2 separate regions of the Homo sapiens genome follow, and region 2 is linked to region 1. A link is an interaction called in ENCODE POLR2A ChIA-PET data of the cell type or tissue named here. Cell type or tissue: OCI-LY7. All regions are shown on one strand. Each heading gives the region's core, and the rest is flanking DNA. Links, peaks and the distances in the headings are about the cores only.

What was found. ChIA-PET counts read pairs that join two places held together with the same protein. Peaks named below come from ENCODE experiments on the same cell type or tissue, not always from the same donor. Only the 100,000 strongest peaks of a DNase experiment are listed, where the experiment ranks them.
Region 2: POLR2A ChIA-PET joins it to region 1 with 5 read pairs; 2 of 35 experiments call an interaction of 5 or more read pairs at or near these places.

The regions. Positions count from the first base shown.
Region 1 is chr2:105,722,156-105,728,711 of GRCh38, forward strand. No RefSeq gene overlaps it. Among named protein-coding and RNA genes, the nearest start is that of NCK2, 19 kb to the right of the region's middle. In OCI-LY7, for the core only: no CTCF peak of the experiment used is centred there; DNase peaks (open chromatin) are centred at 3,536, 3,856 and 4,491; H3K4me3 peaks cover 1,744 bases; H3K27ac peaks cover 2,064 bases.
Region 2 is chr2:105,319,693-105,326,248 of GRCh38, forward strand. The region is part of intron 1 of TGFBRAP1 (transforming growth factor beta receptor associated protein 1); the gene reads right to left. Among named protein-coding and RNA genes, the nearest start is that of TGFBRAP1, 6.8 kb to the right of the region's middle. RefSeq lists enhancers at 2,882-3,041, 5,160-5,454. In OCI-LY7, for the core only: no CTCF peak of the experiment used is centred there; no DNase peak of the experiment used is centred there.

The DNA of each region.
Region 1 (6,556 bases), core at 2,487-4,986:
AATTCCTTAGATCTTGTCCCTTCGTTCGTCTTTGAAGTCAGCGTATAGCATCCTTTCTCTGACTGTGCTTCCCTCTGCCTCCATCATCACATGACATTTTCTTCTTTCTGTGGTCAAATTCCTTCTACCTCCCTCTTAAAATGACACATGGGATTGCACTTAGGGCCCTCCTGGATCATCTGTCCATCTCAAGATCCTCAGCTTGATCACATCTGCAAAGACTCTTTCTCCATGTGGGGCAGTAGTCACAGGTTCCAGGAATCAGGACGTTAGTATTTCTGGGGACTGTTACTCAGCTTACCACATGACCTTTCTATGTCTTCCAGCCACTGCGGATGTGGAAGAAGGAAGACCTGTGCATGATATGTTCATTTTTCTTGATGATGGTGATGGTTTCTTGGGTGTATAAATATGTCAAAACTATCAAATTGCATAGTTTTTAAAGGTGCAACTTACAAAATGTTAATTCTCCCTCAACAGAGCTGTTAAAAAATAAAGCATAATTTCATGTTACACAATACACATTCTCTGAAAAAATGTGACAATGTTATTTTTGAATTCGTTTTGTATAATTTTATGGAGTTGGGGAAGTTGTTGGTATCGCTTCACATAAGAGTCTGCAGGAAGAGCAGATAAAAATCCAAAACTCAGGGGAGCCTTAATTAGTCTTTAACTGAACTTAATTCTCTTTGGAGGGTACAGTCCCCCAGGTGACAGACACTTAACCACCATGACTTTAATGTGCCCTTAGCAACACACACACACGCGCGCGCGTGCACACGCGCACACACACACTTTTCCTGAGGTTGATCGGCATGTGCAGGTCAGGGGAAGGCACACAGGGCCCTCAGGGTGGTGACATCCATCAAAGCTGGCACTGCGGGGGTGTCCATCTTCCTGTGGATCCAGGTCACTGTGGAGCTTCACATCTTGCAGGGTCAGGCCATCCTTTACCAGTATCCATGCAGTCATCCTCCACTAGGTGAGCTAACGGACTGCTCCTGCACTCCTTTGGGCTATAGGGAGGATCTAGAAGCAATGAGAAGCTCCAGCTGATTGGCCACAGATGAAAGGGTTTTGCTGCTTTCTGGAGCTCCACCTAAGAAAAGTTGCTCAGGACCCCTTAAATCTCAGGACCCCTCAAATCTCAGGACCCCTCGAATCCTTACACCTCTGTGGGATTCTCTTCTTCCCACTGGGGCATGCTTAGGAGAAGCATGGCAGAGTTTCTCACTATCTTCTTGTTCCCTTCTATTTGCTGGAACAGGAAGCCACCAAAGAAACTTCCAAATCTAGTGGGTTTGTCCAGAATTGCCTCAGATTTCAGTACTGTGCTCGGTATCCTGCTGTGCCACCCTTCCAGGGACCATGATGTGGAGTGCCCTGCATGCAGAATGAGGCTACAGGGAAATGTGGAAAGGGATGGGGAAGCTTGGTTAGAGCTTCCCAAGACTCACCCTATCATGAGTCAGTTGTGTGCACCTGCTCGTCTGTGCCTCCTCTTACACTACACAACAGATTAATTTGACCTCAGCAGCTTACAGAGCAAAGGTCCATGAAGAATAAACTATTTATCCATTGATCTCTGGCATAAAGATTTCCATGAAAGGCCAGACGCAGTGGCTTATGCCTCTAATCCCAGCACTTTGGGAGGCTGAGGCCAGCAGATCACTTGAGGTCAGGAGTTCAAGACCAGCCTGGCCAACATGATGAAACCCTGTCTCTACTAAAAATACAAAAATTAGCAGGGCATGGTGGCAGGTGCCTGTAATCCCATCTGCACAGGAGGCTGAGGCACAAGAATCACTTGAACCCAGGAGACAGAGGTTGCAGTGAGCTGAGATCCTGCCACTGCACTCCAGCCTGGGTGAGAGTGCAGAATCAGTCTCAAAAAAATAAAAATAAAAAACAAAAACAAACCAAAACAAAAAATAAATAATAAAGATCTGCATGAAAGACAAACTTCAGAAATACTGAGCACAGGACATTCAGTATAAAAGAGTTTGATAAATATAAATATATCCTAGATTGCACCCTAAATACTATTTCAGTTACAAAAAAATACCAAAAAAAGTTAATTCTCTGTTTTGGCAATGCTGAAAATTTGAAGTTGGTTATGTCACATTTACTTTAAAAAAATACAGTTGTATTAAATAAAAATATTTGTTGTTATAAATATTTTTAAATTTGAAAATAGGAAGTGGAGATGCTTAGGAATCACACGAGACATAAATAGAGCAGCCCAGATTCAGCAGCTCATCCAAACTCTCTGTCTGCCTTCTGCTTGCTGTCACTCCCTTTCACATGGTTCTGCCCTTTCATCCTCTCTTGAGTTTTCCTCCTAACCTTTTTCCTTAAGCTTTGTCAGCCAGATTTCATTCAAAGTAGAATGATAAACTCCTGGAGCTTATGACAAGGGAATAGGAGAGCCCAGTAACTCCTATGCACTGACAGAGTTGAGAAGTCCAAAGTCATTCATTTATTTGCATGTTTATAGCAGCACAATTTGCAGTTTGCAAAAATATGGAACCGCCCAAATGCCCATCAATCAACGAGTGAATAAAGAAAATATGGTGTGTGTGTGTGTGTATATATATATATATATATATATATATATATATATATATACACACACACCATGGGATACTACTCAGACATAAACAAGAATGAAATATTGGCATTTGCAGCAATCTGGATGGGGGTGGAGACCATTATTCTAAGTGAAGTAACTCAGGAATGGAAAACCAAACATCGTATGAGCTAACCTATGAGGACACAAAGGCATAAGAATGATACAATCGACTTTGAAGACATAGGGGAAAGGGTGGGAAGGGGGTGAGGGATAAAAGACTACAAATTGGGTACAGTGTACACTGCTCGGGTGATGGATGCACAAAAATCTCAGAAATCACCACTAAAGAGCTTATCCATGTAACCAGACACCACTTGCTCCCCAAAAACCCATTGAAATTAAAAAAAAATGTGTGTTTGAAGAGCTACTTGAAGAAGAATCCTAGCAATCTTGTTGCTTCATATGGAGGATTTGATAGAGGATACGCTGCCAATTGTTTGTGTTATAAGCAGCTAATTACCATATTTCAGAATTTCCCTCATTCTTGGTCAAGAATGATTTCTAAAGACTTTAAAAGAGTGTTTAAGATGGACAAGAAGGACCCATTAACTTGCCCCAATTTTTAGTCTTAAGTTTAAAGTAATAAAAGTTTACATATTGGGGCTGAAATTAGTTGCACGTCTTTAGTTAATGCATAGAGCCTTAAAATAGTTCTTGACATAAGTCTTTCCACTCCCTGTAATCTGTTCTGAGGGGAGGCAGGGCAGCTCGAATCTTAGGGGATCAAATTGCTACTGCCACTACAGTCACCAGCATTCCCACAGAATTCCAAAAGCTCTGGCAGTTAGGTTTCATTAAGTCTAGTAATGACTGCAACACTGATGTAACTTTGAGAAAGAGAGGTCTTCACTTGGAGTAAGCCTAGGACCACACATCTGCACTGTGTGGTAATGCTAATCAAGGAGAAGCGAAGCCTTTTCTTGTTCTTTGTTGCTAGTCTTAACGGGGTGACATTTCATCTTGCATCTTGTCCCCAAATGGAGATTATCATCGCCTCTTGTCTACTCTGCATTTCAGGATATGAGTTAATTTATCATACCAGTCTTTCCATGTAAATATGCATTTTTCAAACATATATCCAGTCCTTTATTTAACCCCATCATGCAGATGCTATTTTTATTAGCAATGGCAACTGACAGGTGATAGAGCTTTGCCCAGGTGGTGTTTCTTGCAGCTGCTGCTGAAGCAGGAACCTGGGCCATACAGAGATCTTGTCACTGTCAGCTGCTGCTTTCAGTAGCAGCTGAAGCAAGCACAGGACTGAAATCTGGGTGCACACCAATTAGCAAGCTCTAGAAACTACCGAGGCAGCTAGTTAGGGCTGCGAAGGCTTAGCTGCAGGATACCTGCTGCATGTCAACCCTCATTTGTGGAAAGAATTCTTTTAACCTTAAAAAGTCATTGTATGTGCAGTGAGGCATGGTAACGATCTAACAGGTAGGGACAAGGTATGATTAGAGAGGCAGAGAGGTGCTCTAGGCATCTCATAGCATGCCTTGCAATTTCCACAGAGCAGAGTTTGGCTCTCGATTTCCAGTTCCTGTGGGACACACAGTAAGACTTGCAGGTGCCTGTTAGCTGGGCGTGGTGGCACATGCCTGTAGTCCCAGCTACTCGGGAGGCTGAGGCAGAAGTATTGCTTGAACCTGGGAGACGGAGGTTGCAGTGAGCCGAGATCATGCCACTTCACTCCAGCCTGGGGGACAGAGCGAGATTCTGTCTCAAAAAAAAAAAAAAAAAAAAAAAAAAAGACTTGCAGGTGCCTGATGACAAGAGAGCTGGACCCTTCATCACTGCCACCACCACCTTCCTGATCGACTTGGATGGTTACAAAATGCTGGCAGAATCAGCATAAGGGAGCTGTACTTCCTTCTCATTTCAGGAACAGATGAATGCCAGCCATCTAGGCCTACTGTGTGGTTCAGGGCTTACTTAGGTTACTGAGAGGTAGGAAGTGGACTGACTGGGCTAACAGGGACTGAGGGAGAGGCATGAGGTTTCTTCATAACATCTCATGGTAGCTGATCTCTGAGATGACCTCCAAACATCCACACCACCTGGGCTGAATGCCCTTGTGTAATCCACTCCCTGTGAGTGTGGGTTGGGCCTCAATACTTGCTTCTAACACATTGTATTAGTCTGATTTCATGCTGCTATAAAGAAATACCCGAGACTGGGTAATTTGTAGAGGGAAGAGATTTAATTGACTCACAGTTCCACATGGTTGGGGAGGCATCAGGAAACTTACAGTCTTGGCCAAGGGCAAACAGGAAGCATGCACCTTCTTCACAAGGTGGCAGGAGAGAGAAAAACGAAGGAGGAACTTCCAAACACTTATAAAACTAACAGATCTCGTGAGAATTCACTCACTATCATGAGAACAGCATGGGGAAACCACCCCCATGATCCGATCACCTCCCTCCCTTGACACATGAAGATTAGAGGTCCCTCCCTGGATAAGTGGGGATTACAATTCGAGATGAGATTTGGGAGGGGGCACAGAGCCAAACCATATCACACATAGAATATGAAAAAAGTGATAGGATGTCATTTTCACGATTAGGGTACAAAACATCTTTGACATCTGTCTCGGATACCCTGGCTTGGTCTTTTCCTTGGTCATTCTGAGCTGCCATGACCATGCCATGTTTTGAGCTGGTCCATGGAGAGGGCCGCAGGGAAAGGAGCTGAGGGAGGCCTCCAGACAACAGCCAGTGAGGAACTGAGGCCCCCAGCACAACAGGCTGTATGGAAGCAAATTTTGCTAACAATCAGCTGTGTGAGCTTGAAAGCAAGTCCTCTTCCTTCAGTGGAGCCTTCGGATGAGACCACAACCATGGCCAACAGCAGGATAGTAATCTCATGGAGATCTTGACTCAGAGGCTCTCAGCTAGGCTGTACCAGGAATTCTGACCCATGCAAACTGTGAGATACTACATGTGTATCACTTTAAACACTAATATTTAAAGTAATTTGTTGTATAGCAAGGGATAGCTAATACACACCCTGGGGGCAGAAAGCCGTGATCAGGAATACAGGGTATTTCAATTGTGTGATACAAGGTTTCTCTAGAATCTTTTCATCTCACAGATATTTTCATTTTGCAGCAGAAAAGACTAAAATATTGTCCCAGTCAATAATTCTAAAGGTTTACTCCATTAAAAGCTTTCTGTGAGGGTTAACAAAATACCAAAATTAGCTGCTTTCCTTTTTTTTTTTTTTTTTTTTTTTTTGTTCAAGATGGAGTCTCACTCTGTTGCCCAGGCAGGAGTGTAGTGGCACCATCTCAGCTCACTGCAAACTCCACCTCCCAGGTTCAAGCAATTCTCATACTTCAGCCTCCTGAGTAGCTGGGATTACAGGTGCCTGCCACCACACCCGGCTAATTTTTGTATTTTTAGTAGAGACGGGGGTCTCACCATGTTGGTCAGACTGGTCTCGAACTCCTGACCTCAAGTGATCTGCCTGCCTCGGCCTCCCAAAGTGCTGGGATTACAGGTGTGAGCCACCGCACCCGGGCTGCTTTCCATTTTTGTTGTTATGTGTAAATTTCTCCATTCATCTTTCAGCAAAAGTATAGATGAGCAGTGAACTAGACTCACAGCAACTAGCTTGAGGGAAGGGAAGTGAGGAATCACAAACTGGGCGATCCAAGAAGCTGGTACCTCTGATTCAGTGATGGTGGATGGCACCTGGATGGCATCAGAGAAGGTAAAGCTGAACTACAAGACAGGAACAGGTGTGTGTGTGTGTGTGCGCGTGCACACGTGCATTTTTGGGATATTTGTCTAATTTAGGTAATATTTCAGTCTTTTGGAAAATGTAGAAATTTGTTTCAAGTTCAAATTAGAGGAGTCAAGTCTTCAAAAAATGAAAGAACCTTAAAAATCAATTGGTCCAGGGATTTTCAAAATATATTTTACC
Region 2 (6,556 bases), core at 2,266-4,765, 400 kb before region 1:
AAAAAAAAAAAAGGAAAGAAAAAAAAAGAGGCTTGTAACTCCAACATTAACTATATAAATATTAGCATAATACATATATAAGATTTTAATATATATGTTTAACATATATAGGTATATATGTGTTTAATGCATATATACATATATGTATGTGTGTATATATTTGTTATATAGTGAAATATATATTTGTTATATATTGAAATATATATATTTGTTATATACATACATACATACATGTTATATACACACATACATACACACACACACACAATAGGAAACTCCTAATCTGGTACAGAGATAAATATATTCTGCCAAAAAGAATGCTATGACAAACTGGCATTTATTAAAATGGGCTCTTTACCAGTAATTATTCTTGAATCAAAGAATGACACTTTGTTATCTGCTCTACCAAATAATGTCCACCTGAGAGCCAACTTTAAGCTTGGCCTGGTGTCCTACGTGTCTGCAAAAAACCCTCACATTTTCTAATTACTTCACAGCTTATAAATGAAACAGACTCTTCAGAAACCTATGCAGCTATATGTGCACCAGAACTTCATCACCCTGGGGGAGGAACCGCAAAAACTCAGCCCTATAATAGAAGGCACTGTCCTATGAATAAGCTAAAAATTAATTCTGTATCTGCATTTTAAAAAGGACACACTACCTCAAGTAAGATTTGTTATTTTCTCATTTTACAGCAAGAAGTTTTTTTTTTTTCTTTATGATAGTCCATCAAAAATGAATAGAGATCAAGTGGTCATTCTAACATTTGGACCAAAGCCAGGTCAGATCTGAAGGCAATGCAGAAAGGAGGCAGGAATGTGGGCCACACACCTGAAACACTAGGTCATTATCCTCCTTATAACATACCAGAAGGTAGTTCCCTGCCCAAAAGATAAACTCCAGACTCAGCTTAAGAAGCACAGCCCTTAAAATTTTAACCTCAGCCAACCTTTCCTCCTTTATTTAGTAAGAAAAATTATAGCTATTAACCTATTCTTATTGTTCCATAATATCAGTCTCTTATTGTATAAGCTACAATCAGTTCGGAATTGCTGCTGAGTTCCAAAGAGCCTGTAAGTGTCCAAGGCACTCCACAAACCAAGCAGTTGTCAAAAGGGATTTCAGTAAACACTACTCTCTAGATACCTTTCCAAAGGATTAACACTATGAGTCAGAAAATAGTTACCATTAACTACAGTGGTGGGATCGAATTTAACAACGTAATAATCCCTAAAGGAAAACACACTGCCTCCTTCTCATCTGTCGCTAGTCCATATGAAAAGTAGCAACGTCTGGTGGACAAGGGCAGCCTCAGAATGGGCTCTGGGGGACGGCACAGATTCCCACACACTGGACTTCCTCTGACTGGCTGATGGCAGGGATCCTGGCTTTAGGCGTGAGTATCTTTCTTTCTTTGCATCTTCCTACAATTTACAGTTTTTGTATAAATACAATGACTTATTTATTTATTTATTTTTTTTTTTTTTGAGATGGAGTCTCTTGCTTTGTTGCCCAGGCTGCAGTGCAGTGGCACGGTCTCGGCTCACTGCAACCTCTGCCTCCCAGGTTCAAGTGCTTCTCCTGTCTCAGCCTCCTGAGTAGCTGTGATTACAGGCAGCCGCCATCATGCCTGGCTAATTTTTTGTATTTTTAGTAAAGATGGGGTTTCACTGTGTTGGCCAGGCTGGTCTCGAACTCCTGACCTCAGGTGATCTGCCCACCTCGGCCTTCCAAAGTGCTGGGATTACAGGTGTGAGCCACCATGCCTGGCCTACAATGATGTTTTTCAAGTTTCTATTTTGCCATTTTAATATAGAACTTTTATAGAAAAAAAAATGTTTCTCTGAGAAGCAGTTTCTCAATTAACCTGGATAAACATATCTACTAAGACCATGAAGCCATAGACAGATAGCAATGTCCATCACAGGGGAAAACTGAACACAGTGGCGTGCTGTATAATGACATTTCCATTAACAACAGACAGCATCTACAACAGTGGTCCCATAAGGTTATAATGGAGTTGAACAATTCCTATCACCTAGTGACAATCTAACTGTTGGAACATTGTAGCAAAATGCATCACTCATGTGTGGTGTTGCTGGCGTACACTAACCTACTGCAGTGCCAGTCGTTGAAAAGTCTAGCACATTCAATTACATACAGTATGTAGTACTTGATATAATAATAAATGACTATGTTACTGGTTTATGTATTTACTCCACTACACTTTTTATCATTATTTTAGAGCGTACACCTACTTATGCAGGAAAAAATAAGTTAATTGTAAAACAGTCCTTCAGGAGGACTCCAGAAGAAGAAATTGTTATCACAGACAACAGCTCCACACATGTTACTGCCCCCGAAGACCTTCCAGTGGGACAAGATGTGGAGGTGGATGACAGGGATAAGGATGATCCTGACCCTGTGCAGGCCAAGGCTAATGTGTGTGTGTTTGTGTCTTCATTTTTAACCAAAAAGTTTAAAGAAAAAAAAAGAAAGAAAAAACTTATAGAATAAGCATATAAAGAAAATATTTTTGTACAGCTATACAACATGTTTTCAGCTACATGTTATTACAAAGAGTGAAAAACTTTTAAAGAAGTTTATAAAGTCAAAAAGTTACAGTAAGCTCATTTATTACTGAAGAGAAGTATTTTTAGAATAAATTTAGTGTAGCCTAAGTGTACAATATTTACAAAGTCTATGGTACTGTACAGTAATGTTTTAGGCCTTCACTTTCACTTGCCACTTACTCACTGACTCACCCAGAGAAACTTCCAGTCCTGCGAGCTCCATTCACAGTAAGTGCCCCATACAGGTGGACCCTTTTTTTAGTATTTTATACAGTATTTCTACTATCCCTTTTCTGTGTTTAGATGTGTTCAGATACACACATACTTTGGTGTTACAAGATTCTCTTGTGCTTAGAGATTCAGGACAGTAGCATGCTGTATAGGTTTGCACCCTAGGAACAATAGGCCATACCCATATAGCTTAGGGTATGAAGCTATACAGGTGTATAATACACTGTACCATCCAGGTTTGTGTAATTCACTCTATGATGTTCATATGATGACAAAATTGCCCCATGGGAGATTTCTCAGACCATAACCTAGTCATTAACTGATGCATGACTGTATATCATATATTAGCTCTAAAAACCAAACCTATAAGTGAACTGACAAAAGTTGCCATAGATCCTAACAGCCTTTGAGACGGATGGGGGGCAGACAGAGCTTGGCACACTTCAGCCGTTCACAGCTCCCAATCAACCAGTCAGGATGCTGGTGCCATATAATTAGGAGAGAAAGCTAAATCACCGAGGACTCAGCCAAAAGCAAACCATGGTGGTGAGGAGGAAGGTGAAGGAAAAGGGTGGTATGCAACACAGTGGGACACCTTGCCTTATTCCCCATGTTTTTTGAGGCTGGTCCTGAGAAGTTTAAGAGAGAAAGACTCAGAAGCATGCATTGGAGGCCAGTTTTCTTGTGGTCCCAGTGATGGTGGCTCTTGTGACGCCTGGATGAGGAGGGAGAGCCTGGAAAAGTCAGGTGGTGACTTCAGTAGAGGGGGCGGGGGGATGTGCTGACACCCACCTCTGGCTTTGTCAGCTTCCTGAAACAGAAACAGCGTGGGCAGCTGCCAAGGGACCTGCTGCTCAGCCTCTATCTCTGCGACCCCTTGGGACTCAGTGCAAACTCAGACCTTCCTATCTCCCTTTGGCACAGGCACCAACCTCATGCCCATTCTTCCTCTCCTGACCATCATATCGTGGGTATTGAGCAGGACAGGCAGGTATGACTGGACACTTTTTTTTGCAGGCAGCAGGGAGTGAAGGCTTGAAAACCTCTATTTCCCATGCTGCATTCCTGACTGAATGAAGAGCCAAATCACAGCCTCAAAATTCTATATTGGGTGAGAAAAGGCAAACCTTGCCAGCAATATTCTCCCACTGCAAGCTACCTTCAGATGCAGTGTTTGTGCTAAATGAGTGAAATGAGATGTCAACAAAAGTCCCTACTAGAAAACAAACTGCCAAACACCTCCAATTCCCATGGGGGGTTTGATAGGCTCTCTGACAATCACTGAAGTCCCATCTGAAAAATGCATTTTGGTAGGTTTACGGGTTGACTTAAAGTCTTGAGATACTGATGTGGTTTTCTTAAATGTGTTGTTTCTATAGATTGTGAAGGTGATTGTCAGAGAGCATCTCGAATCCCCCATGGGAATTGGAGGAGTTTAGATAAATCCAAACTGAGGGATGGTCTACAAAATCTCTCACACCCTTTCAAGTGTGTTAAGGTCACGAAAAAAGAGGAAAGGCTGAGGAACTGTCACAGATTAGAAGCCAAGAATAAGTGACAATTAAATGCAAAGTGGGGAAACTGGATCAGAAAAAGGATCCTGGAACAGAAAAAAGACATTAAGCAGAAAAACGGGTGAAATTCAAATACTGTGTGCACTTTATAGTGGTATACTAGCACTAATTGATTCATTTTGATCATTATACTACAGCCATACAAGACGTTAACAAAAGAGGAAGCTGGGTAAAGTGTATTCATGAATTCTGCACTATTTTGCAACTCTTAGGTAAGTCCAAAATTACTTCAAATTTTAAAATGAAAATGTAATCGTGGTATATTGGGTAATTATCTCACCTTAGAGTGATCAAGAAATAGAAAAGAAACCTGGGAATCTCCTTTTCTAGCAGGAAAGGAAACAGTCATAAGACTGTGTCAGTGACTAAAAAGGACAAGCATGAACCAATACCCATCAGTCCAGCCCAGGACTGCGCTAGCACACTCTGGGCTACTGGAGCCTTTTTTATTGAGCCACTTTTAGAGGTGATTTTTCTCCAGCCAAGTGTCCTCGCTTAAAATTACAAGCATGAATAATACCCATAAGTTAAAAGTTTTTTTTTCCTTCTGAAAATGCATTTCAGAGGAGAGTTTGGGAGTTTTACTCATTTGGAGTCTTTCCCCTGACAGAGGGGCTGAGATTGGGTTGGGGTGAATGTGAGCTGACTCCTGCTGTGTTCAGAATTGGATATACCATGAGCTTTGGGAGAAGCAGTTAAGTGGGGGACTCTGAGGGTGGACACTCAGGCTGGGAAGGAGCACAGCCCCTCAGTAATAAGGATCAAGGCCCCAGAGCGAAACTGGGCCACCCCGGCAGTGAACTGTGGTAAATGTGGGCACGCTGCATAGCAGACATTCCCGACATTAATCTGGGAATCCTGAGCTCTGCTTGTTGCTTGGTCACTTCCTGATGATCTTAGGCAACTCACTAAGAGGCTTTGTCTGGGCCTGTGTTCTCTATAAAACAGAAATTTGGACTGGGCTGTGTGCTTCTCCTATACCATTCTCCAGCTACTTCTGGATGAAGAGGAAGGGAATGGAGGTCTTGAAAGGTGGAAGAGTCATGCTGGTAAGTAGAGAGCTGGGATTCCAACCCAGGTAGTCAGCTCCAAAGCACACATCCTTAATCAGATGCCACACTGGCTCCCAAGGCCAATGCTGCCCCAAGCCTGGATGATGGATGGCACCCATAGGCTGCAGCCCTGGCTGACACCCTGACTGCCCCCTCAGGAGAGCCCCAAAACTGGGTTTGGTGGGATACTGCACACTCGATATAGCATTATCCTTTCGTTCTTACCTTGACGCTGAGAGGTGGACATTATTATGGAGATACAGAGATCTTAGGTGGCTTGCTCAAGGTTACCTGGCTACAAGGTGATGAAACAGGGCTTTGACCCTAGTTTTTGTTCGTGACTCCAAGGCCATATTCTTATTGATTGAGGGGAACAAGTATGATTTCAGATCCTCTCCTAGAATTCAGTTCTGAACAAAGCAACAACTCTCAGCAGGAGGCCACTATGGTACTTAGAGTGGCATGCTGCTGCAGTTCCTGAGGAGTCTTTGCTATTGCTTCCCCACCGTGAGTCTAGAAGAGGAATCCTGTGGCTCTATCTGCTTGCTGAAATTCAGACACAGAATAGTATGTTGACACAGTTCTCTACTAACATAGTAATCTACCAAAACAGGATACACATTTATGTGACAGCAACTGCTTTTCCTGAGCTGCACCCCATGCTGGTCCCGTGTTCTTCTCTAAGTCCCACAGCCATCTGTTGAATGACTCAATCTTGAAATTTGTCAGGAATCAACAATAAATTTACTGGCTTGTACAAAAGTCAACTTTTCCCCCCTTTGAAAATGAAGATACTGCTTGACAACCATTTTATGTTATCTTTTGCACTCATGCAACAGAGACAGCAAGATTAGTTATAGTGCAATGAACCTGCTCTGATAATCTGCAAGAGTATCTAAAAAAAGAGGATTAAAAAAAGACAGTTAAGGTCTAATATCTAACTTGTCATCTTAATATTATCATGATGTATATTTAATATATGTAACTATTCATAGTTGGTATCCTTTTTACTGGGCAATACTAATCAAAATTATTTAAATACATATAAACATATATTTATATACACACACATATATACACATACTATATATGGTGTGTGTATACATACATATGCATAAGGGTG